Linked DNA regions of Homo sapiens: all the other regions are linked to region 1. Evidence: chromatin loops called from intact Hi-C (ENCODE). Cell type or tissue: B cell. All regions are shown on one strand.

Region 1 (8,000 bases):
GTTTTCTGTTCACATTACGATCCTCCATCCAAGCAGCCAGAGGGAACTGAAGCTCGGTGTGCCCCTGCTCTGACCCCCGACTGTCCTCACATCTAGCCCAGCTCTGCACTCTGGCACTCAAGGCCAGCCTGGCCCCCTCTTATCCCTCATGTCTCTCAAGGGACCTGGCATTTCCACCCCCAAATCTTCAGACCTTATCAAACCTGCTCAGCTCCACTCCTGGTAGAAGAAGCTTCAAAAGCAGGCTCGACCTCTGACCAGCAATTCCCCTCCCAGAACCTCATCCTAGGAACACAGTGAGGATCCGGGCAAAGACTGGCCTCAGTGGCCAGGCACAGTGGCTCACGCCTGTAATCCCAGCACTTTGGGAGGCCGAGGCGGGCAGATCATGAGGTCAGGAGATCGAGACCATCCTGGCTAACACGGTGAAACCCCGTCTCTACTAAAAATACAAAAAATTAGCCAGGCATGGTGGCACGCACCTATAGTCCCAAGCTACTCGGGAGGCTGAGGCAGGAGAATGGTGTGAACCCGGGAGGCGGAGTTTGCAGTGAGCCGAGATCGCGCCACTGCACTCCAGCCTGGGTGACAGAGCAAGACTCTGTCTCAAAAACAAACAAACAAAAAAAAAAAAACAAAGAAAAAAACCGGCCTCAGTGTCCACTGCAGCAGTTTATAAAGATAAAACAACCTAGGTGTCCATCGACAGGGAATCAGGTGGGTAATAAGAGGAAACCTTACTGTCGTCTGGCTGTTGACATGGAACCAAGCAGATTCCAATCAGCTGTGAACCAATGGACCCTATTTTAATTTATAAAAATACAGATCCAGCCGGGCGCGGTGGCTCACGCCTGTAATTCCAGAACGTTGGGAGGCCGAGGTGGGCAGATCACAAGGTCAGGAGATCGAGACCATCCTGGCTAACATGGTGAAACCCCATCTCTACTAAAAATACAAAAAAATTAGCCGGGCGTGGTGGCAGGTGCCTGTAATCCCAGCTACTCGGGAGGCTGAGGCAGAACTGTTTGAACCTGGGAGGCGGAGCTTGCAGTGAGCCAAGATCGCACCACTGCACTCCAGCCTGGGCGACAGAGCAAGACTCCGTCTCAAAAAAAAAAAAAAAAAAAAAAAAAAAAAAATATATATATATATATATATATATACACACACACATACAGATCCACAGCTGCCCGGGGCTGGGAGCAGGAACAGGAACTGACTAAAGAAGTATAAGGGATCTCACTGTGTGATAAAAATGTTCGACAGCTAGTAATTGTCACACAACTCAAAAAGTTAACTAAAAATCATTGAATGATATACTAAAAATGGGTAAATTTTGTGATACATAAAGTATACCTCAATAAAGTCGTTTTTAAAAAATTGATGAAGGCCGGGCATGGTGGTTCATGCCCTGTAATCCCAGCACTTTTGAGAGGCTGAGGTGGGCAGATCACCTGAGCTCAGGAGTTCGAGACCAGCCTGGCCAACATGGCCATCTCTACTAAAAATACAAAATTTAACCAGGCGTGGCGGTGCATGACTGTAATCCCAGCTACTTGGGAGCTGGAGAATCTCTTGAACCTGAGAGGCAGAGTTTGCAGTGAGCTGAGATCATGCCACTGGACTACAGCATGGGCAAAAGAGCGAGACCCTGTCTCAAAAAAAAAAAAGTTTATGAAGAGTGTGCACCCATCCCCAAACACATATAAACACACAGAGAGAGAGAGAGAGAGAGAAGAAAAGCTCTTTCACATAATTAGCAGGGCTTATCTCTGGGTGGTAGGTTTAAAGTTTTTTTTGAAACAGAATCTCACTCTGTCATCCAGGCTGAGTGCAACGGCATGGTTATAGCTCACTGCAGCCTCTAAGTCCAGGCTCAAGCAATCCTCCCACTTCAGCCTCCAGAGTAGCTGAGACTACAGGCACATGTCACCCACACCCAGCTAATTTTTTATTTTTGTAGAGACAGGATTTTGTCATGTTGCCCAGGCTGGTCTCAAACTCCTGGACACAAGTCATCCTCTTGCTTCGACCTCCCAAGTGCTGGGATTATAGGTGTGAGCCACCACCCCAGGTCTAAAGATTTTATTTTCTTCTTTTTGCTCACTTGCATTTTCTAAGTTTTCTACAATGAAAAAAGATGTGTGTAATTGGGAAGAAAAACAGGAAGTTTGAATAAAAACTGAAAAATCCTCTACTGAAGTGGGTAAAGCTGAGCCCTGCCTAGTGAGAAGGGGCTGCCCCCAGTCTTCAAGGGGCTGGGACTGCCCCCACTCTCTCATAGACTAGACCTTGGGCCACATGGCTGCCCATGCCTGGCCTTTGGTTCTGGAGAGACAATGTTTTTATCCATGAGTCAGTAAGAAAGGTCTGTATCAGACCTCTGGCCCAGACCAGATTCTGTCAGTAAGAAAGGTCTGGGCTGGGAGCGGTGGCTCACACCTGTAATCCCAGCACTTTGGGAGGCTGAGGCGGGCGGATCACAAGGTCAGGAGATCGAGACCATCCTGGCTAGCACAGTGAAACCCCGTCTCTACTAAAAATACAAAAAATTAGCCAGGCGTGGTGGCTGGCGCCTGTAGTCCCAGCTACTTGGGAGACTAAGGCAGGAGAATGGCGTGAACCCAGGAGGAGGAGCTTGCAGTGAGCCAAAATTGCGCCACTGCAGAAAACAAACAAACAAACAAACAAAGGTCTGTATCAGACCTGTGGCCCAGAACGGGTTCTGTTGTCCAACTTGCCCATGAAGGGAGGGTTTGCATCATTTTTCTGGAGGTGGAAACTAAGGTTTAGAGGGTGAGAGGGCTTGAGCAGGATGACAAAGGAAGTGAGGAGTGTCCAGGTTCAAGTTCTGACCCCAAAGCGCATGTCCTCCTGGCTTGGTCACGTTGCCTCTTGGGACTACACTCACTGGGCCCAGTGATGTGGAACTGGTAGTTGAGTCAGGCCCAGATCTCCCTAGGGCTTGGGATTTCAGGGTTCATCACTCCAGAGGGCAGTGAAGGACAACCCCTCGTGCCAGGGATAGGGGAGGCTGTTTTGGAAAAGCCTCACAATCAGGGCCTCTCCTCTGGGGTCCTCCCCTAGCCCAGCCCCAGGGGGAAGGAGGGAGGGCTGGGAAGCTTCTGGGGCTGGCAACCAGCTGGGCTCATCTGCAAGGCTGCAGTAGGGCAGGAGTGGTGGTGGCATAGATATATCTGTTTTGCCAACCCCAGGGTGGCCACGGGTTCCATGGACATGTCCATTCAGGCTGTGAGTCTAGGCATCTTGTTCCTGCGACCTTGGCCTCAGTTTCCTCATCAACCAAGTGCAACTTAGCTAGTGCTGCTAAAACTCCTGCACAGAAACCATGCAGGCAATTTGCTAGGGGCTTCCGTTTGCTCTATCTACAAAATGGAAGCAACGGGCCTCCTAATTGGCACTTGGTGCCACCATTGGCCCCAAACCCCTTCTCATCACAGCCAGGGTGATGCTCCAAAGATGGAAGCCGGTGCCACTGTTCTGCTCCGCCCTTTCCCTGGCCGACCAAGTCGGTTTGCGTCCTCCTCCTCCCTGACCTCACTCCTTTGCAAGCCTCTAACTCCTCACACTTAGGCCCTGCCTCGAGGCCTTTGCCCTTCCCTTGCCGTGGCCTGGAAAACATCTTTCCTTGCTGGTCCTGGGGGTGACCCTCAGGTCTCAGCTTAGAAGTCCCTGACCGCTCTACCCAAAGTAGCCACATCCCTGCCCTCCCCCAGCCTCGCTCCACCCAAGGTACAACTAAATACCCGTTTGGTTTCCCGGGAGATTTTTGTGTTCCCTAAAAGAGGGGGTACCCAGGTCTGTCTGTAAACCCTCGGTGCCTAAGACGGGGCCTGGCATTCGGTGGATGTCAGTGAATGAGTGCGGAGGCTGTGCCCGTCGCAGACCGGGAGAACCCGACACGAGGCGGGGGAAGGGCGCGAGGCAGCGCCCATGCGCATGCGCAAGAGCTCCGACGCCGAGCTGAACTCTCGGGCCGGAGGGAATGACCGTGAGTAACCTCGCAATTACGTCACGGCTGGGGCTGGGGCGGAGCTTCGGCGACGCCTGGGTCCCCAGCTTCAGCCGTGGCCATCACAGGGCTGGAGAGTCACCGGTCGGGCGGCACCCGGCCTGGGACGCGTAGAGGCGCACGTGTCCCGGCCCGGAGCCGCCAAGGGACCCCGGCCCGGCCCAGGAGCCCTCACCCACAAGCGCGCGGCCCGAGACGCTAGCGCGGGAACCAGGGAGGCTCGGTGAGGCTCGGGACACCGAGCTCAGAGACACCGGGAAGTCCCGCGCGAGCACAGCACGGAGCTGGCGCCCGTGGGGGAGACAAAGGCCAGGGAGACACCTGCGCGCCCCCTACTCGCGCCACCCGGCGCAGCTTCAAGCCCTGCCCGCCCTGACGCACCTTCGATGTCGGTCAGCAGCGCCGCGTCCAGATCGCACGGCTCGCCCAGCGCCTGCTCCAAAGCCGCCTCGCTGAAGGGTGGCTCGTCCATGGCGCAGCCGCCTCCTCCGGGAGGCCCGCCGGGCCCGCCGCCTCGTACGGCCCTTCCTAGGGAGCGCCGCCGCGGCCCCGGCTCTCAGTCGCCGCCGCCGCTCCGCGCGTTCGTGTCCTGCCCTGGCCTCAGAGGCGGCCCGGCGCCGGCGAAAAGTTCCTCGGAAACTGGGTTCCCCCGGCCGCAGCTCTGCTGGGCGGTCGAGGCGGAGGCGGGGCCTTTCGGGGAGGACCCGCCCTCCCAGATAGACGGCCCCGCCCCACCTTGAGAGAGCGGGGGACCCCTGATCCCCGGTCTGCGCCACAAATCTCCCCTCAGCCGGCCCCTCCTCCAGAGCGCCCTCCAGTCATTCATTTTATCCAGCCTCGCGCACAATGGCAGCGGCCTCTGGCCGGCTGCTGCGGGAACGCGGGCAAGCCGAGCCCCCTCTCTGGGCCTCTGTTTCTCCAGCACCAAGCAAGGAAGCCGAGTGGAAGCCCCAGGCCTGGGCCCATCCCAAACTTCATTTCCTCATTTCCTAGATTTGACTCTTTAGAACAAGACAGACCAGGATCCAAGTTATAGGGGTCCCAGGCCTGCTGTGTTGTGAGCAGGCCTGATGTAACTGCTGGGCCAGTTACATCACTCTGCCTCAATTTTCCTCATTTGTAACATGGGCCTAATGATGCTTTCTCACGGGCAGGCTGGGAGGCTAGTGACAATGTGGAGGGGAGCATGACCTGTGAGATCAGCCTGCCCCCTCTCTGCAAAGAAACCAGAAGATTGGCCTCTTGAGGACAGGAGTGGCCAAAGAAAGAGGCTGGAATTTCGTCATCTGGTTTCCTCCCAGATCCAGCTGTAGGGATAGGATACCAGTGGGCCCAGTGCAGCTCCTGAAGGAGGAAGCCAGTACCCAAGGAAGACTGGCCCCAGGGCTGTCTGACCCCAGATTTGGCACTTATTCCCAGGAGCAGCCAGGATAGGGGCCGCAAGGAAGAGGTAGCTGTGCTTTAGATCAGAGCCAGGCTGCCCTGGATCATCACAAGCTGGGACTAGATCAGAGCAGGCAGCCCTGTTGAGAAGAGGGCTGGAAACCGAACCTGGTTCTGTGGCCTAGGGACAGAGCCAGGTGGGGCAGGAAGGAGGGAAGGGGTCCCAATGAGGTGGGTTGAAATAAACCAGAATTAACATTCAGGAATCTGAATGTGATAAGGCAGTGAGCTCCCTGTCCCCAGAGGTATGCAAGCAGAGAGAAGCACCCTTGGTGGAGGGCAGTCCAGGAAACTCATCAGGGGCCTGGGCCTCAGGCCTTCCCGACCCCAGACCTTCATAAGTCAAGCCATCCTGCAGACTGCCTTGCTCAAACTCCAGATATAGCCTATCTGGCCACGCCCTAAGCAGGAGTAACATTCATGATGCATTTTAGAAGGGGTGTGTGGGGGAGAGAAGCCACAGAGCCCAAGTCCCTGGGGCTCAGCCTGGACATCCAGCTCCCTTTGTTCCTCTCCCAGAAGTGGCTGCGGTGGAAAATTACCCAGAATAGCGGCGCCAGAAGTCATAGGGGTCGCCAAACCACATCTCCCCAAGTAGCCCTGCTCAAGGGTCCACCCAGGACCCACTCCCTCCAGATGAACAACTGCTGGAGAACACAGAGAACAAAGCTGGCTTCTCCTCAGTGCCCCACCCCCACCAACACTCTAGAGGCTGCAGGAAGCTGGTGACTTCCCTGAAAATTTAAACAGCCCTTCCCAGGGAGGGGGTGGGATAGGAAGTGCTGGGTGAAGCCTAAATACCATTTTCTTCAGAGCTAGGCAGGTGATCTGGGTTTTCACCTGCTTGCTGTGTGACCTGGATCCAATACCTCACTTCTGAGTCTCAGCTACTGTATCTATAAAATGGGAATAACCCTTTCTGCAGTCCCTCTGCAGAGGCAGGGAGGGTGTTTTGGAGTCATCATCACAACAGATCTGCCTCACTGTTTTTTGTTTTGTTTTGTTTTGTTTTTTGTTTTGAGACAAAGTCTCTCTCTGTCACCCAGGCTGGAGTGCAGCGGCATGATCTCGGCTCACTGCGACCTCCACCTCCCAGGTTCAAGCAATTCTGTCTCAGCCTCCTGAGTAGCTGGGATTACAGGCGCACGCCACCATGCCAGGCTAATTTTTGTATTTTTAGTAGAGATGAGGTTTCACCATTTTGGCCAGGCTGGTCTTGAACTCCTGACCTTAGGTGATCCACCTACCTCGGCCCCCCCAAAGTGCTGGGATTGCAAGTGTGAGTCACTGCACCTGGCTATCACTGTTTTTGTTGTTGTTGTTGTTGTTGTTGTTGTTGTTTTTAAGACAGAGTCTCGCTCTGTTGCCCAGGCTGGAGTGCAGTGGCACAATCTTGGCTCACTGCAACGTCGGCCTCCCGGGTTCAAGCATTTCTTTTCCCTCAGCCTCCCGAGTAGATGGGATTACAGTCATGCACTACCACGCCCGGCTAATTTTTGTATTTTTAGTAGAGATGGGGTTTTGTCATGTTGGTCAGACTGGTTTCGAACTCCTAGCCTCCAGTAATCTACCCACTTCGGCTTCCCAAAGTGCTCGGATTACAGACGTGAGCTACTGCACCCAACCCGCCTCACCGTTTTTAAATGGGTTACCACATATGTAAATAGAATAGCTCAATAAATATTCACTCCATAACTGCAGGAGTTAGGGGAAAGGGAAAGAAGGTAAGACAAGGTCAACAGAAGACCTGCACCCCAGAAAATCCAACCCCCATGGGGCACAGTCCAACGTGGGGGTGGGAAGAATTTACATCTTTGCCACCAAAGAAACAAATCTTTGCCCCACAGCCTGGGATTACCAGGGCAACCCTCAACGTGAGGGTAGGGGAAAACAGAAGAGGGGATCCATTTTTCAGGGGGAACATGCTTGTCTTGGCAGTTTCTCTCCTCAAAGATCCTGAGACCTCCAAACAAGACCCTCGGGCCCCGGTTGGCTGGGGAGCGTTGAGCACGCCCAAGGAACGTGGACACAAGCCCCTCTGTAATGGTGTGCCTATCAGGGGTCAGGGATCCAGCCTGGTCCACGGTGACCCCGGCGGGCAGGTTCGGCACAGTTTACTTGCTGAGCGCTTACAGAGTGTTCAGTGCGGTTTAAACCCATTCACTCCTCTCGACAGCCTCAGGCGGTTGAGGCTGTTACCATCCCATTTTACAGATGAGTAAATTGAGGCACGTGGAGCGGGACGGTGAAGCGACTTGCTCAGGACCTCACAGCACTGCTGCCCCTGGTTTTGTCTGGACTGGAGGTAGCCGGAGAGCCGGGGCGGCTCCGCACGCGCGCGGGCCAGGGCAGCGGCTGGAGACCCAGGGGAGCCGGGGCGCAGAGCCAGACCAGCCCCGCCCCCGCGGGCCCGGCGCAGCCAATGGGCGCCCGGCCCGGAGTGGGGTGACGCGGCGTCAGCGCGTAACTCCCGGGAGCCCAGCCCTGGGTCACATGCGCCGCGCCCGCTCTACCCGGGAGGTAG
Region 2 (8,000 bases), 140 kb before region 1:
CAAAGGCTCAGAGGCAGAAAGTGCAGGAGTGTGTTGTGGGTGGGGAGGCTACCAGGCACCTGGTGTGTGCCCGGGGAGAAGTCAGAAAAAGGCCTGGCCTCGGGGGGCCCAGGAAGTGGCTTCCAGAGGTGGGGAGAAGGCAAAAGAGAGGACTAAACCCTTTAGTCTGTTTGAGGGAACTCCAGCCCCCAGCATGTTGCTCTCTGGGGGATCCAGCAGGGCCAGGTGGGCAGTGGGAGCACCCTAGCCCCAGGTGCTACCTTCCAGCCTGGGGCCAAGCCTTTTCCCTTTCTCTCATTTGCAGCTTTCTGATAGGTGGGAAAGAGAAGCAGGAAAAAAGAGCAGAGGAAAAACAATATTTTCATTTCAAACACAGATAGGGGTGAGGGAGGCGGGAAGTAATCTGGTTTATGATACCTTTGAGACAAGCACAGAAAATCCCCACCGTGGCCCGAAATAGCACTAAAACAGACGTTTTGCCAAATCAGACTTAATTGAGTGGCTCTCTTCTTGACTCCAGCAGGATGTGGCTGGAGCTGGCTTTGTTCCCTTGGGGTGACACTGTCCCCTGGGGCCCCTGCCCTGGCTAATTAAACAAAGAGGACCTGGTCTCCTAGGCAGGACAGGAGCCTGGGGAGCTGAACTTGACAGCCCTTGGCCTCTGCCTGAGAGGGCCAGAAATGGTTACAGGGGTTGGGAAGGTGGGGGGTTCCTGACAGGAGGGCCAACTGAGTGAAAGCATTGGTGGGAGAGGCCTGGTTCCTCTAATATGTGAATATCTGTCTCTTTGGATGCTGAAAGGGATGGAGAAAAGCCAGCATTGAGTGCCTACTATTGTGCCAGGCATTGGGTGGTCCTCGCTAAGTCTTATTAACTGCCCTATATCCATTATCAAGGAAACTGAAGCACAGAGAGGTTAAGTGATCTGCCTGAGGTCACACAGCAACCAAGTGGCAGAGCTAGGATTAGAAATCACATCCGCAGGCTCCAAAGCCAGGCCCTGCCTGCTGCTTACCCCCTTCCCCATGTTAGTCACTCATCCATTCGGGAGCTAATTCCTGGCTATGAAATAATATTGTGACCTTGTGGGAAGTGAAGGCTTGCAGTCAGACAGCCATGAGCTTGGCTTCTGACCAAAGCAGTTTTTCTTTTCATGGTTTTCTCCCTCAGAACCTCCTCTTTCCTCATCTATCAAGTGGGCATAATCATGCCTTTATCCTGGAGTTGCTGTAAGGGTTAAATTCAGCACAGAAAGGGATGGAAGGGGAAGGAGGAGGTCCTTGGGCCACCCAGCTTGGCAGGGTGCAATAAAAGAGTCCTAGGTAGAGGGAGCCAGGCAAGATTGCAATATCTCTGTGCCTATCAGTGTTGGGTTTCTTTATTTGAAAGGGGAGAGAGGGCAGACTCCACTCTGCAGGTAGAGAAGGTGGTGTGGAATGCGGGTATTTATTTTTCTTTGCCTGTGAAAGCCCTGTTTTCGCTCAGGCTGTGTAGGGCTTCCCGACACTGCCATGGGTGCGCACATCTGCACACTCTGGGGTGCCTGCCATGCAGAGGCATCTGCCCAGGGTGGGCACTGAGGGCATCCACCATGTGACGCCCCCGTGCAGCCTGTAAGCTCTCATCACAGTGCCTGGGATACCTGGGAGTCCCCAGAAAGAGTGAGGATGGGTGAGGGCCATGAAACCAGGGCATCATTCCTCCACCTCCTCTGATCAGGCCCTCCTGGTCCCATTCATCTCCTTATCTCCTGGCAGCCAGTGGGTTGCTGGGAAGGCAGGGGCAGCCTTCCTGATTGACAAACAAAACAAGCTTGATCACAAAAGGAGAGGGGAGACTGGCTGGGCCTCTCCAGCTCCCCTCCCCGTGCCCCAGGCATCTTTCTTGCTCCACCCAACTGGCACCCTACATTCTAAGATGCTGCGAGGGGGCTCCAAAGCCATTGTCGAAGGTCAGGCCACCCAGGCTAGGAGCCCCTTGCACTGGGGAGGTGGATTCAAGGAGTGATGGGGTTGCCATGAGGCGGCGCTTGCTGCAATGGCCGCCCCTCCTTCCCTTCAGCTGGCTGGGCAGGCAGCTTGGAGAGGAAGCCAGGCGGCAGGTAGCTGAGAAAGACATCGGATCCAGGGGGAGCAGCAGAGAAAGCAAACAAACAGGGCTTTGTGTGGCTGCAGATTGGCGGCTCAGAAGGGAAGCCAGGCCTGTGGTAGGGGGAAGGGAGAGGAAGGAACGGGAGACCAGGCCATTGCTCTGGGCCAGAGATCGGCGGCTGGACCAGCCCGGGCTGGGCGGCCGGGAAGTAGCGAGTGCCACTACGTGTGGACAGGCATCTGGAGTCACAGCCTGGCCGAGTCCCAGCTCTGCCACTTCACTCCTTAACAGATCTGGGCTTGTTTGCCCACCTAATCTGGGCAGTCATTCACACGTAGGACTCGCTGGCTTAGGAGGAGAGTCACCTGTCCTGGCCCAGTCAGTGTCTGCTCTCATCCTACCCTTGTCCCGTCATTGCTGGCAGGACACAGAATCAAAGGGATTCAGGGTCTCCTGGGAGCTGCTAGCCTTGCCGGGTCTCCTGGGAGGGCAGCGACTTCTGCTTAGATCTGTGGGCACTTTGGAGTCTTTGACCGGGGAGGCAGCCGTGCTGAGGGGAAACGGGTTCTCTGCCCAATAACGGATGCCTGGGGTGTAGGTGGGCAGAGGCTGGCATCAGGCCTGAGGAACCAAACTGCCCCCTCCTCGTCGCGGTGGAGACGCACGAGGTGCGGGGAGGAACATAGCCAGGAAGACGGGCCTTCCTGTGGGGAGGGAGGGGCATCTTTTCTGGGGTGTGAGTCACATTCTGGATCCCAGCGAGGGCAGCCCCCAACCTGGCCCACCTCTCAGAGGGCTGGGAGGGCCCGGGCCTCGAGGAAAGGCATAGGTAGGAGCTGTCAGGCCAGACGCCCGGGCAGCTCCACGCTCGCCTCCGAGGCCATTTCCTTTCCTCTCTCCCCGACCTCGAGAAGGGGCGGCGAGAGGGCAAATGCCCGCGCTTCCTGCCGGTCCCGCCCCTCCCCGCCCGCGGCGCCCACCATCTTGGCCGCGCCGGAGCCTCCTCCGCGGTGGCGTCCCACAGGCCGCGGTCGGGGCCCGCGACGCCGACGCCGGGAGGGGGCCCGGGACCTTCGGGGCGCTGAGGCCAGGCGGGGGGCGAGGCGGGGCGGGCCGCTCGCGTCGCCATGGCAGCGCCCGGCCCGGCATGCTTCGCGGGGCCGCGGGGCGGGGCGGGGTGCTGAGGCCCCGCCCCCTGGCGGATCCCGGGTCTTTTTCCGGGAACGCGGGGGCTTCCAGTCCCAGCGTTGCGGCCGGCGCTTGCGGGTTACCGGGCCAGGCGGCGCGCATCTCTGGGCCTCGTTCTCCCACTCCCTGGATGTTTGGGGATAATGAAAGAGAGTCTGTGCGGGTTAGCCTCGGGACGGGCTCTGCTTACCGAGCCCGGCAACCCCACGGCAGGGGCCTCGGGAAGCCGCTTCCGAGGGCCAGGATAATGGGGAGACTGGACCCCTACCGCTTGGGGGCTATTAAAAGTGGAGGCCAGGCGGCCTCTCAGCTGCAGTCTCTGGGTCTCGAGCTCTTCCCCGGAACTGTCCATGGGTCAGTGAGGACCTACCCTTTGCCCTAGGGCAGGAGAAAGAAGGGGGCCGGGACTGCACACCTCACCCGGTCCAGGCCTGGACCCTGCAACCTCGGCCGGCCTCCCTCCAGCCCAGGAGCACAGGCCTCCCCTAGTTGGCAGTCGTTGGACTGTCTGGCTGGGAGGCACATTCCTACCTCCTGAGCTCGGGCACCCCGCCTGCCCTGGGGGAGCCTCTTCCAGAACTTTGCTGCCAACACTGCCCTGTCCCCACCCGGCCTTCTCGTGCCCTAAGTCCCTAGTTACTACTCCACAGCCGCCTTCTTTCCCCTGGTCTTTCTCTCTCTCTTTTTTTTTTTTTGAGCTAGAGTCTCCCTTTGTCGCCCAGGCTGTAGTGCAGTGGCGTAATCTCCGCTCACTGCAACCTCCGGTTCCCAAGTTCAAGCGATTCTCCTGCCTCAGCCTCCCGAGTAGCTGAGATTACAGGCACTTACCACGGCTAATTTTTTTGTATTTTTAGTAGAGACGAGGTTTCACCTCGTTGGCCAGGCTGGTTCCAAACTCCTGACCTCAAGTAATCCTCCCACCTTCGCCTCCCTAAGTACTGGGATTGCAGGTGTGAGCCACTATGCCCGGCCTCCCCTAGTCTCTTAAGAGGCACCGATTCAGCTACCCTTTGTCACCTCCTACCTGTACTGAGTAGGCAGCTAAATTGAATGTCGGCCTTTGGGTCTCCGAAGGGAGGCTGTATGCTGGTTGAGAGGCTGTCCTCGCGCCTTTCTCCCTCCTCACCCAGGGCACATGCACAAAGAGGCTGAGAATCGGCTACAGTTGCAGCAGAAGAGACTCAGGGTTGCCATCGGAAAGAACTTCCCAGTCCTAAGCATTTTGTTCTTAGTGAAATTGTCAGATTATTGATATGTTGGTTGTAGAGATATCCAAAAATACAAGAAAAAAGTAAAAACTTTATAATTCCACCAGCAGTATATAACTACTGTCAACATACTTTCTGTAGATGTATGATAAACCACTTATGATACATCTACGGAGTCATGCTGTATATTTGGTTTTGTAAGGCACTTGGTGGTTTTAATAGCTTTTTTCTCACTATAAAAGGAGGACAGGCTTATTATAGACTTTTGGAAAATATGACAAATTAAAAAAAAATTCACCCGTACTCTCAGTCTCCAAAGGCAGCCACAGTTGTCTTCCCTCAACCCCCCCACCACCCGTTCATGGGGTTTTTCGCTTTGTGTTTTTTGTCTGTTTAGGTATGCCATCATTACTTCTGTATATAGCAGTTGATATTCCGCTTTTCTTACTTAATGCTGTTTAAGATGCTCCTGAACCACGTTCTTGGGAGAACTTCCGAGATGAGGCAGACATTTCTGGGGGTGATTTGTTGGACTGGCTGTTCACTTTCTGAGTTTGTCCTCTCCCTACCTGTAGCCCCCCGACAGAGCCCTTCTCCATTGCCAGTAACCAATGATATGCAGCTTGGGTCAGGGGGTCCTGCTTGCTGGGGGCCCAGGAGGCTGCCTAGTGTGGACAGGGACATGCAAGACTCATGGCCCGATGCTGAGATCTGGGCTCCAATAGTAAGGGGCTTTACTCTGGCCCAGATATGCCAGGTTTCAGGGAGGTCTCAGACCTTGGCCTCATCCTCATTCGGGGCCTCCTTTGCCTGGGCACACTCAGACCCGAGGCCCCTTGTCGATCCTGTGACCCACCTTCTGCTTTGACTTCCTAGGAGTTGGTTTCTGCTGCCCTTGGCTCCTCAGCCCCTCTTCTCTAGCCTCTCTCTGGAGGCATGCAGGCTTGGCACCAGCACAGCCTCCCTCTGCCCAGCTGCCCCTTGGCCCTAGCTACAAGCTGCCCTTGCCCTGACCTATCCCTACTGCCAGGCCTGTCTCTTCTCCCCTATTCCAGAACGGTTCAATTCTAACACATCCAAGCCCTGCGTGAAACAGGCCTTGGGAAATCACAGTTGCCAGGGACGGTTTGGCATTTAAAAGGCATCCAAGGCTTTGGGGAAAAAGCTGAAGAGACAAGAGGATGCAGGGCCCTGTATCAGAACAGCATCTGGATTTACTGGATGGAAAAATCACAGAATGCCCCTTTCCTCGGGAATAACAGTCCTGGCCGAGGGGCAGCGGGTGTGGCATGGGCACGCCATGCCCTGCCTGGCCACCACCTGCCATCACCGCTGTGTACTCTCAGAAATGAAAAGATTAGGGAAAAGATTAGGGAGGGACATTGTCAGCCTGCAGCCAACGGCCCGCTCTAACAGGTTTATTCAGTTGTAAAATATTTAAGACCTGTTTCACTTTACCTGTATCCAGGAGGCAGCCAGGCTGGGGCCGAGATTGATGTGCTGAACATGATTTATTTATCTGGATTTGCTCTTGTGGTCTGGGTGTTACCTGGGTGTGGAATTTAACCAAATGACAAGATGGGTTTGCGTGTGTTCCTGAGCTTGGGGATTGTGTGTGTGTAAAAAGTGAGTTGGGGTTTGTGTACATGGCAGGGGGTTGCTGTTAGGTGGCTTGTGTGTCTGTTTGTCACTGGGACCAACGTGTGGTTGTGTGTGTGTCTGATTTGGGGAAATGAGCTGAGGGTATGGGTGCTTACACACCAGGCAGTATCCACAGCAGGTCACACGTTCTTTGTGTGTTGGGGGCACCTCTGTGTGTGGCCGAGTAGCTGTTTGTGTGCATGTCCTGTGGTGTGAGACCTGGATCTCTCTCACCCACTTTTCATCAGTGGTGGGGCATTGCGCACTGACTGAGTTGCTGGGGCATCTGCTTTTCCATCCGGCCCTGGGTGAGCACTGACAACACCTGACTGTCTTCCAGTAGAACTGGGCCTTCCTGCCCTGCAGTCCAGAGACTAGAGGGAGTTCGGTGGTCAAGGTGGTCCAGGCCCACAGCCATAGCCCTAATGCAAAGCATGGCTCCTACTCCAGTGCGCTGCTGTGGGGTGACCCTGCTCCTCCTCCCTGGACCTCAGTTTCCTCTTCTGCTGCAGAGGGCAGGCGCCCAGGTCCCTGTGGCTGCTCTCACACACGGGCTTCTGGGTGGCTCATGGCAGGCTTAGGGCATTGGGCTGGGGTTTGTCTCCTGCCACTCAAGAGTTGAGTCCCACCAGTACTCAAGAACAGCAAGGAATGATGGGAAAATCCCTGCTTTGGGGCCCAACTCTGGATTCTGGGCGTTGTCTCTGTCCCCCATCTAGGCCCAGCCCTGGCCCAGTAGTCAGGAAAGCGGCAGACAACCCTGTAACAGCCCTCGGTCTCCCCCTCCCCCCACACCCCTTTATATTGAATGTGTCTGTCACTACTTTCCTAATGAGGCTGCTGAGGGCCCCCCTGGGGCAGATACCTTTGCAGACCGGAGGTGAGGGGGTGGGCCAGCCTCAGGGTCAGGACAGGAAGGGGAGCTGAGCCCTTCCCCTGCCTGCACCCCCAGGCCAGCTCAGCTGTGGAGGCATTGAGGCCCCTCTCAGCCCCTGAGCCAGCTGTGAGTGGGCATGAGAGCTTGGGGAGGTAGGAAAGCTCACCCCAGGCACTGAGTTTTCTTTGGCGCTGTGACTCTGTAGTAATAATACTTCCACCTGGTCGATATCTATGTTTGGAGGCCTACTGTGTGCCAGGCACTGAGATCAGCCATGATCTGGATGGACACACAAAATCCCTGCCCTTGAGGGAGGTGTGGCCAAAGGAAGAAAGACATTAATCAAAGAATCAAGTGATCTGAGTCGTGCATTCATGCATGGGAATGCCGGCTGATCACAAGCCAAGACAGAGGCCAGGCAGAGCTTCTCTGATGGAGACAGGGAGTCCTGTGCTTAGACTGGGGGCTGATCCAGGCACTGGGTAAAGGCTCAGCCGGGATTGAAGGAATCAGGAGACCCAGATTCTTGCTGTGTGGCCTCAGGCAACTGCCCACCTTCTCTGGGCTCCTAGAGGCTGGTGGCTTCCTTCTGGCTCCCGTCACCTCTGAGTGGAACTCAGGCAGTATATGTCTCCTCTTCAGTGCTTTTTGCGCTCCCTGCCAGGGCCCTCAAGACATCTGTCGGCAACATCCTTGACTTTGGAATGCTGGAGGCACTGCCCCAGGGGACGCCTGGAGCCAAGCACAGCACCGCTGCCTCAGGCCCCACCTGCCAGTTCCTCTGGGCCCTTTTGCTCTCACAGAGCCACCTGGATCGAAGAAAGCCTGGAAAACATTAAATTGAAGAATTAGTCCCCTATTTTGCCCCAAAATTGCAGAGAAAAGCATTTATTCATGCATTCACTCATTCATTTGCTTGACTAGTGTTTCCTGAACACCTAGTAATTGCTGGGCACACTGCACTCCATGTTGGACTGAGATGGCAAAGTGGTGGT
Region 3 (8,000 bases), 860 kb before region 1:
GCAGCTGCTTTGGAAAGCATTTTGCAGTTCCTTAAAATGTTAAACATAGAATTTATCATATGACCCAGCAATTCCACTTGTAGGTATCTATCTACTTAAGAGAAATGAAGACATGTTCACCCAAAACTTGAATCCAAAAGTTCATAGAAGCTTTCTTAATAATCACAGTGACAAAAAAAGTAGAAACAACCCAAATGTCCATCCACCGATGACTGGAAAAGCCACATGACATATCCATAAAGTGGAATGTTACTTGGCCACAAAACTGAAGCAAGTACTGATACCTGCTACAACATGGACGGCCCTTGAAAACATTATGCCAAGTGGAAGCAGCTAGTCACAATACATCACATATGATTCCATTTATGGAAAATGTCCAAAACAGGCAAATCTATAGAGACAGAGAGTAGATTAGCCTGGGGCTAGGGAGGAATGAAGACTGACAAAGTTTCTTTTTGGGGTCATCAAAATCTTCCAAAATTAGCTTATGGTGATGGTTGCACAACTCTGTAAATATACTAAAAACACAGACTTGTATGCTTTACACAGGTGAATTTCATGGCATGTAAGTTATATGTAAATAAAGCTGCTTATTCTAGGGGAGGTGGGAACTGGGCAGATGGAGGACAAGGAGGAAGAAAAGACTTTCTATTATATATCTTTCAATACTTTCTGGGTTTCAAACCATCTGACTATACTATCTATTCAAAGGCAAATCTAAAATCAAAGGATCAAACAAAATTAAAGGCAGACCCGATTCTCCCCACTTTTGGGTTGGGGAGCAAAGAGGGAGAAAGCCACCACCCGCCGCATATCACCGTGAAGGGTTGGTTGAGTGGAAGGTGGGCAGGACGTTCTATGTGACAAGGGCAGCCTTGGAGATGTTCCAAGACCCATTCATTGCCTGGACCAAAGCCACCAAAAGCCACTGGACCTGACAGAGAGACAGTGCCTGACTGACCAGACAGCAGATGCCAAGCTGACCAGAGGGCCTGTCCCCGCCCCCTCCTCTACCACCATGTGGACCTACATAAAATCCCAGAACCATCATCAAGTGCCAAAGGAGGGCAGGAAAACCCCATGACTGACACCAGCCAGGCAGAATAGAAGCTTGAGAGAGAAGCTTCGTTGATGGAAAGGGAAGAAAGGGAACACCTCTCTGACACTAGCTGTGTGGGCTGGGCTCAGACTCTGGGCCGCCACAAATTTGGATGCAGGATGGAGACTCTCTCCTGCACCCCGAGACCAGAGAGCAGCCAAGGAGGGTGATTCTCAGAGCCCTCTGCTTGTGCCTCCTCACGGGCTTGGCCGGTTAACAGGTGCTGCACCAAGAAAGAGCTCTGTGGTCGGATTAGTTTGAAAAACACTGGGTTAAAGAAAGTCAAGGCAGTTTTTTAACCGCAGGGCTTCTCAGAGCCTTTCCTCATGACTCCCCAAGAGGGGGTCTGGTAGTTTCATCAAAGCACTTTTGTGTGTTTGAGGGATGTCTGGTAGGAAAGACAGTCTTCTTCATTTTACACTGAGGGGAAGCGGCTCAGCCAAGGTCCCAGAGTGGGCCAGTGGACAACCGGCCAGGGCTGATTCGGCAGCACCAGACAGCTTCTGCCACTGCCAGGTCACAGTTCTAGCTGGGTCCTGACTCGTGGCCCCAGAGCACTGGGCAATTTCATCCTGTGTTAAGGCAGCCTCTGGTCACTGCCTTGTCCAAGTCTCTCAGAAACTTTACATATTTGAGCCCCTGGCTGTGTAGATTCTGGGGACTTGGTGGCTGGACACAAAAAAGGACTGAAGAACAAATTTGCTCCCTGCCTGAGGTGTGGGACAGAGCAGCAGGCAGAGGCTGTGAATCTAGGCTGTGCCCCGGGTCCATCTGGCCATGGGTTCTGTCTGCACTAAAGGACCTGGGGCCCTTTCATAAAACCTTAGAAACCCACCCTGATGAAAATGCTATACGGGCCGGGTGCCGTGGCTCATGCCTGTAATCCCAATACTTTGGGAGGCTGAGGCAGGTGGATCACCTGAGGTCAGGAGTTTGAGATCAGCCTGGCCAACGTGGCGAAAGCCTATCTCTACTAAAAATACAAAAAATTAGCCGGGCGTGGTGGTGGGCACCTATAATCTCAGCCACTCGGGAGGCTGAGGCAGGAGAATGGCTTGAACCCGGGAGGCGGAGGTTGCAGAAAGCCGAGATCATGCCATTGCACTCCAACCTGGGTGACAGAGCAAGACTCTGTCTCAAAAAACAAAAACAAAAACAAAACAACAAAACAAAAAAAAAGAAAGCTATAGGATAAATATAAATATAAATATATAACAGAAAAAATGGGTGGAAACTGTTATAGATTAAAACATAGCCAAAAGTCTAATGTGGGACAGGCTGATTTGAACAAGTCAACTGAGAAAGACATTGGTGAGACAGTTGGTACAGTTTGAACCCTGGCGGGCTATGTGATGATGTTCAGGAATTGTTGTTTCAGCAGGGGTGAAGGTATGATGCTTAGTTTTTTGTTTTGTTTTTAGGGTTTGTGTTCTTAAGGAATAAATCCTGTGGTCTCCACAACTCAAACAATCTGGTATTTGAGATTAGCATTAAAATGGTCCAGCGGGCATGTAAGGGGGAAAATGGGGGCTGTGCAGGGGCCATGGTGACAAAGGGAATTCCTGCCGGTGTGGCCAACCCTGCAACCTCAGTGGCTTCTGTCACGGAAGGCAAGCCCCACATCCCAGAGGCATCCAGACTCGGGGCTCTCCATGTGCAGGAGCTTGGGGAGGCTGGGACTGCCCCAGTGTGTGGATCTGCTGTGGGCTTTGCACCTGCTGGACCTTGCAACCCCCACGGCACTCAGGCCCAACCCTCCTCACACCTCCCACCTGCCCTCCTGCCCTCCTGCCCGGCTACTCACAGCGCTCCTCCTGGTCCACACGGCTCCGGCCACCTCGCCTGCTCCGGCCCAGGCCACTCATTACTCAGGATGCTTATTACTAGTCTTAGATTTGATTAGTGCTTGGGCTGCACTTCCTGGGTTTTCCCCTCAACCTGTTGGATGTAAATCAGCCACACCCACTCCCGCCCCCATGCCTGTGCATTGGGTCTCAGGAGCCCAGGTGGGTGGCTGCGGCCCAGGCTCCTGGCGTCCCATGGGGTACACACAGAGCAGTGGAAGGCCTGCCGGGCCTTGCGATGAGGTATTGACTATGGGATGGCCCAGGCTCTTCTAGATCTGGCCTTGGCCATCCCTTGGTCCTCATCTCCTGCCCGCCGGCACACACCCCAAGCCAGGCCAGCTCTCCACCCTCCCAGCATCACTCAGGCCTTTCCCTCTTCCTGGGTATACTTATTCTATTCATTGCCTGGTCGGCTCCTCCTGCTCTTCCTTCAAGGCTCCATTGAGGTGTCACCTCCTCCAGGAAGCCATCCCTGACTGTCCCAGCCTGTCAGGTGGTACTCATTCTCTGTATCTCCTTGACCCTCTCCAACACCTAGCAGAGCACTGGAGAGGCTGAACCCCAGGACCGGACAGCCTGCGTTTGAATCTTGACTCTGCTGCATACTAGCAGAAGGCCTTGGTGGCAATTTATGGAACTCTTCTGTGCCTCCATGTTCTCTGTGTAAAACAAGGATGAGGTCGGGCATGGTGGCTCACGCCTGTAATCCTAGCACTTTGGGAGGCCGAGGCAGGTGGATTGTCTGAGCTCAGGAGTTCGAGACCATCCTGGGCAACACGGTGAAACCCCATCTCTACTAAAAAAAAATACAAAAAATTAGCCGGGTGTGGTGGCGCGTGCCTGTAGTCCCATCTATTTGGGAGGCTGTGGCAGGAGAATGAACCTGGGAGTCAGAGGTTGTAGTGAGCCGAGATCGTGCCATTGCACTCCAGCCTGGGCAACAGAGATGCCATCTCAAAAAAAAAAAAAAAAAAAAGGATGAGAACATTGCCCGCCTCACAGGCGGTTATGAGCATGAAATGAGGGAGGGAGCACAGTTACATTCTTAGAGCAGGTTCTTGGCACACAGTAAGTCCTCAATAAAGGCCGTGGAGGAGGAACATTACAGCCCGTATTGCACTGCATGGCGACTGCACTCCTGTGTCTTCCCCATCGTCTGAAACCTCCCAGGGGATGGGAGGCCCAGCAACAGCCAAAGGCGGAGTGAGAGGAACGTAAAAGCCAAAGAAAGCCCATGGGCCCTTAGGAAGAAACTGAAGGACGAGGAGGACATGGAGAGGTGGAGAGGAAGGAGGGAGGCTGCAGGAAGCAGCTGGAGCAGGGTGATGGTGCACAGAGCAGGAGAGGAGATGCAGACGGTCAGCAAACACAGGAAAATGTCCAGTCTCCCAAAAATCAGAAAAACAACTGAACAATGAAAAACTAACTTTCAGCCATCAGGTTGCAAAGTTTTAAAGTTGGTAACATCAAGGGCAGGGGGGTGATCTACAGAAGCATGAACTCAGGGCCCACTGGAGGGAGGGAGCTGGCAGCAGCGTTCTGGAGAGTAACCAGCCAGGGTCAGTTAAATGCACAACACACACCTAACCCACCCCCCAGAAATTCTCCTCCTCCGTGAGCCTCCTCATGACAGCGAGAAACGGGAAACAATGTAAATGTCCATGCAGCAGAGGATGCCTGAATAAGCAGGGTGCACAGGCCAGAGCCAGGAATCTATTGCACAGTTAAAAGAATGAGAAATCTCGAAGCTTTCAGGACAGACGCTGAGTAAATAAAAGTAGCTTATAGCATGAGCCTTACAGCATGATGCCTTTTAGTAAAACAAAACCAAAAGCAAACAACATGCACACACACACACACACAGTACAGCGCTGTGTTGTCTGTGATCACGCACACATGACTGTGAAGCATAAGAAGTCTGCAAAGACATGCATGACGAAACTGGCTCTCGCCGGGTGGGGCAAGAGGGAACCAGGACTGGGGGTGACCGTCAAAGGGGACTTTAGCCCTATTTGTAGGGCTAAACATTTTACATTTAGGGCTTTTACATTTGTAGGGGTTTTACATTTAATTACTTGTTTACATTTAATTACTTGTGTCAATGAACAGTGACAAAACCATAGCTGGGCTCTGGCAGTGGATTTCTAAGAGAGAGGTAAGAAAGAGATCCCATTGCCAGGAACTTTCTGCCTGTTGAAATGGGCAAGCCCAAAGTCACTACAGGATGCCCTCACTGAGTCCCCCCTCACCTCCTGTTTGCATACCCCCAGGGTCAGGGCTCTCACCACCTCACGGAGCAGCTGGCTCCCTGGGGGGTAGCTCTGATGGTTAGAAAGCTCAGCTCTAGCCTGGGCAACATAGCGACCCTGTCTCTATAATTTTTTTTTTTTTGAGACCGAGTCTCACTCTGTTGCCCAGGCTGGAGTGTGGTGGCGTGATCTCAGCTCACTACAACCTCCACCTCCTGGGTTCAAGCGATTCTCGTGCCTCAGCCTCCTGAGTAGCTGGGACTAGAGGAGTGAGCCACCACTCCCGGCTAATTTTTGTATTTTTATTGGAGACAGGGTTTCACCATGTTGTCCAGGCTGGTCTCGAACTCCTGACCTCAAGTGATCTACCCGTCTTGGCCTCCCAAAGTGCTGGGATTACAGGCGTTAGCCACTGCACCCAGCCTAATTTTTTTTTTAATTAGCTGGGTGTGGTGGTGTGCACCCGTAGTCCTAGCAACTTGGGAGGCTGGAGGATTGCAACACTGGGCTGGAGCTCAGGAGTTCAAGGCTACAGTGAGCTATGATCACACCACTGCACTCCAGCCTGGGCTACAGAATGAGAACCTGTCGCAAAAAAAGGAGGAGGAGGAAGAAGAAGGAGAAGGAGAAAGAGGAGAAGGAAGGAGAAGAAGGAAAGACAGCAAGTTCAGCTTTGTCCAGTGAGCAGACTGTGCTTCCAGACTGTGCTTCCATGGGACTGAATGCTGCTCTCTGCAGCCACACACATTGTCCTGGAGTTTTAAAGCCAATACCTGTTATGCCTGAAATGAAAAACAAACAAAATCCAGCCTGATTTGGGGAGTGGCTGAGAATTGAATGACAGAGTTCCCTAATGTCTTACTGCCAATCACAGCTTGTTAATGCTTTTGCTCAAATGCAGTTTACAGAGAATGGATTTAATTTGCTTTCTATTTTCTTTAATTAGATGGTGTAATTTACAGACAGTGAAATGCACCCTTTTAAAATGGGAAGTTCAGTAAGTGTTCTCATACATGCACACCCAGGCAACCACAACTCAGATCACAACTCAGAGCATGCACAGCCCCCAGAAGGTCCCTCACTGCCCCTTCCAGCCAGCACACCCCACTCCATCCCCAAGAGAGTCACAATTCTGACTCCTGCCACCACAGATTCATTTTGCTTGTTCCCCAAACTTTGTATAAATGGAAACATACAAATGGGATCGTTTCATGAAACACAAAAATAGATTCCCCCTCTGCACTGGCTCCCCCAGAAGATTGAACAGGTGCTGGAGGTTTCTAAAGCTCATTCTGAGACCAGCCTTTTTTTGAGCTGTCTCCCAAGAGGATGCGGGATTCTAATTTTAAGCTCCACAGCCAAGGTGACAGAAGAGATTTAGAACCCAGAGTAGAGATAACTCATATACCTTAAGGTTTTGGACCTGGTTCATTTATATATGTATAATTAGCGAGTTAAAATGCACACATAGTAAAGAAAAAAATTCAAGCAGTAAAAGAATATGGCGGAAGTAAATTTCTCTCCTGTCTGGTTATCCTAGGCCCATGATGTCCCTACTCAAAGGCGGCAACCCTTAGTGGACCTTGTTCATACAGCCTCCCAGCAAAGCCTAGGCATTTCTGAGCATGTGCGTGTCGCTAGAGGATATATTTCACCTCTCCCTCCCCCTCCATACCTTTTTTTTTTTTTTTTAACACAACTGCTGGCTTATACAGATCAAGGTTGCTGTTTAGCATGCCACCTTTTCCATTTAGTATAGCCTGCCGGACAGTTCTTAGCTTTTGAAATGAACTCCTACAGTGATCATTGGGAGTAACAACAGGGAAAACTTAGGGCACTGTTCTAAACACGTAACATCTGCTCATTTAATTCACATTTTACCGTCTTTGTCACCTTGAGGGGCATGAGCTCCTTAAGTTAAATTGTTTGAAGAAAGGCAACACTGGCCTGTTGATCAATATTTCCCAGGGAGATGGTTCCACTCTGCACTAGCATGTCCGTGGTATTTTGGCCCTAAAGACCCACATCCCTGCAGGTGCTGTGGTCTCTTTGAGCTCCCTCATGTCTGCCACCTACTCCTGGTCCCTTGAGGCCCTGCTGTTGAACCTCCTCTGAGACAGTTCTGGGTGTAAAACAAAAGGAAGAGTCTCCAAAAGAGGACATTTCTTAGACATGCAGCGAAAGCCCTCATTTTCATTATTGCCATTTACATAGATGACTCAGATGTGCTGAATTTCCTGTTGCTAATGTAGCTGTACATTTGTGCTAATTTCTCAGAAATGCTAGATACCATTATTTTAGCAAAACTCACTTTGAAAAAGCAAAGAGCAGGGTTTAAAATAATAATAATAAGGGTCCCCAGTGTTCTGTGGGAAGATCTAGTTTCTCTACTTTAAAATGTTTCCCTCCTAACTTTTTATTATGAAAACTTCAAAACTTCAAGAAAGTTAAAATTATAATGAAGACTCAGGGACCCTCCACCAAGATTCAGTAGCTCTTCACCTTGGTGTCTGCATGGCTCCATCCATCTCTGTCTCTTCCTGCCTGCCTTCTGGCTGAGACCCTGAAGGCAATTTGCAGACATCCCGACACTGCAGTCCTAAGTGTGTCCACAAGGCACCTCCTAAGAAAATGGACATTCTCTCACATAGACTGTCATGATCACATCTAAGAAAGTCAATCATAGTTCAATAAGACCATCTGACATCTAGTCCACATTTAAATGGCCCTGGTGCTTATAAGACATTTTCCATGGCTGCATCTTTTGAATCGGTATCCCTCTGGGGGTCACATATTACATCCGGT

Evidence for each region. A loop is a pair of places that touch in the nucleus more often than their neighbours do. Peaks named below come from ENCODE experiments on the same cell type or tissue, not always from the same donor. Only the 100,000 strongest peaks of a DNase experiment are listed, where the experiment ranks them.
Region 2: a loop joins it to region 1, with 3 times the contacts of the local background. A loop is called at or near these places in 12 of 110 quality-filtered maps.
Region 3: a loop joins it to region 1, with 35 times the contacts of the local background. A loop is called at or near these places in 2 of 110 quality-filtered maps.

What each region holds. Positions count from the first base shown.
Region 1 is chr17:17,832,313-17,840,312 of GRCh38, forward strand. It overlaps SREBF1 (sterol regulatory element binding transcription factor 1), which reads right to left and starts at 4,674. Exons shown (of 19, transcript NM_004176.5): 1 at 4,415-4,674. The coding sequence starts at 4,505. RefSeq lists enhancers at 3,549-4,450, 4,451-5,353, 5,354-6,255, 7,897-8,000 and silencers at 4,053-4,332, 4,523-4,682, 7,675-8,000. In B cell, no CTCF peak of the experiment used is centred here; DNase peaks (open chromatin) are centred at 2,279, 4,039, 4,709, 7,929 and 1 weaker place; H3K4me3 peaks cover 3,121 bases; H3K27ac peaks cover 4,132 bases.
Region 2 is chr17:17,691,571-17,699,570 of GRCh38, forward strand. All of the region lies in intron 1 of RAI1 (retinoic acid induced 1), which reads left to right. LOC124903943 (a long non-coding RNA gene) reads right to left here. Exons shown (of 2, transcript XR_007065650.1): 2 at 5,980-8,000. Among named protein-coding and RNA genes, the nearest start is that of RAI1, 14 kb to the left of the region's middle. RefSeq lists enhancers at 1,386-2,100, 2,101-2,813, 7,159-7,677, 7,678-8,000 and a silencer at 3,012-3,441. In B cell, no CTCF peak of the experiment used is centred here; DNase peaks (open chromatin) are centred at 191, 511, 1,921 and 3,131; H3K4me3 peaks cover 2,157 bases; H3K27ac peaks cover 3,664 bases.
Region 3 is chr17:16,969,112-16,977,111 of GRCh38, forward strand. TNFRSF13B (TNF receptor superfamily member 13B) reads right to left here and starts at 3,007. Exons shown (of 5, transcript NM_012452.3): 1 at 2,904-3,007. The coding sequence starts at 2,964. LOC284191 (a long non-coding RNA gene) reads right to left here. Exons shown (of 3, transcript NR_148948.1): 3 at 6,888-8,000. RefSeq lists enhancers at 4,439-4,608, 4,679-4,728, 6,777-6,906. In B cell, no CTCF peak of the experiment used is centred here; DNase peaks (open chromatin) are centred at 1,280, 3,020, 4,870, 6,340 and 2 weaker places; H3K4me3 peaks cover 6,175 bases; H3K27ac peaks cover 7,960 bases.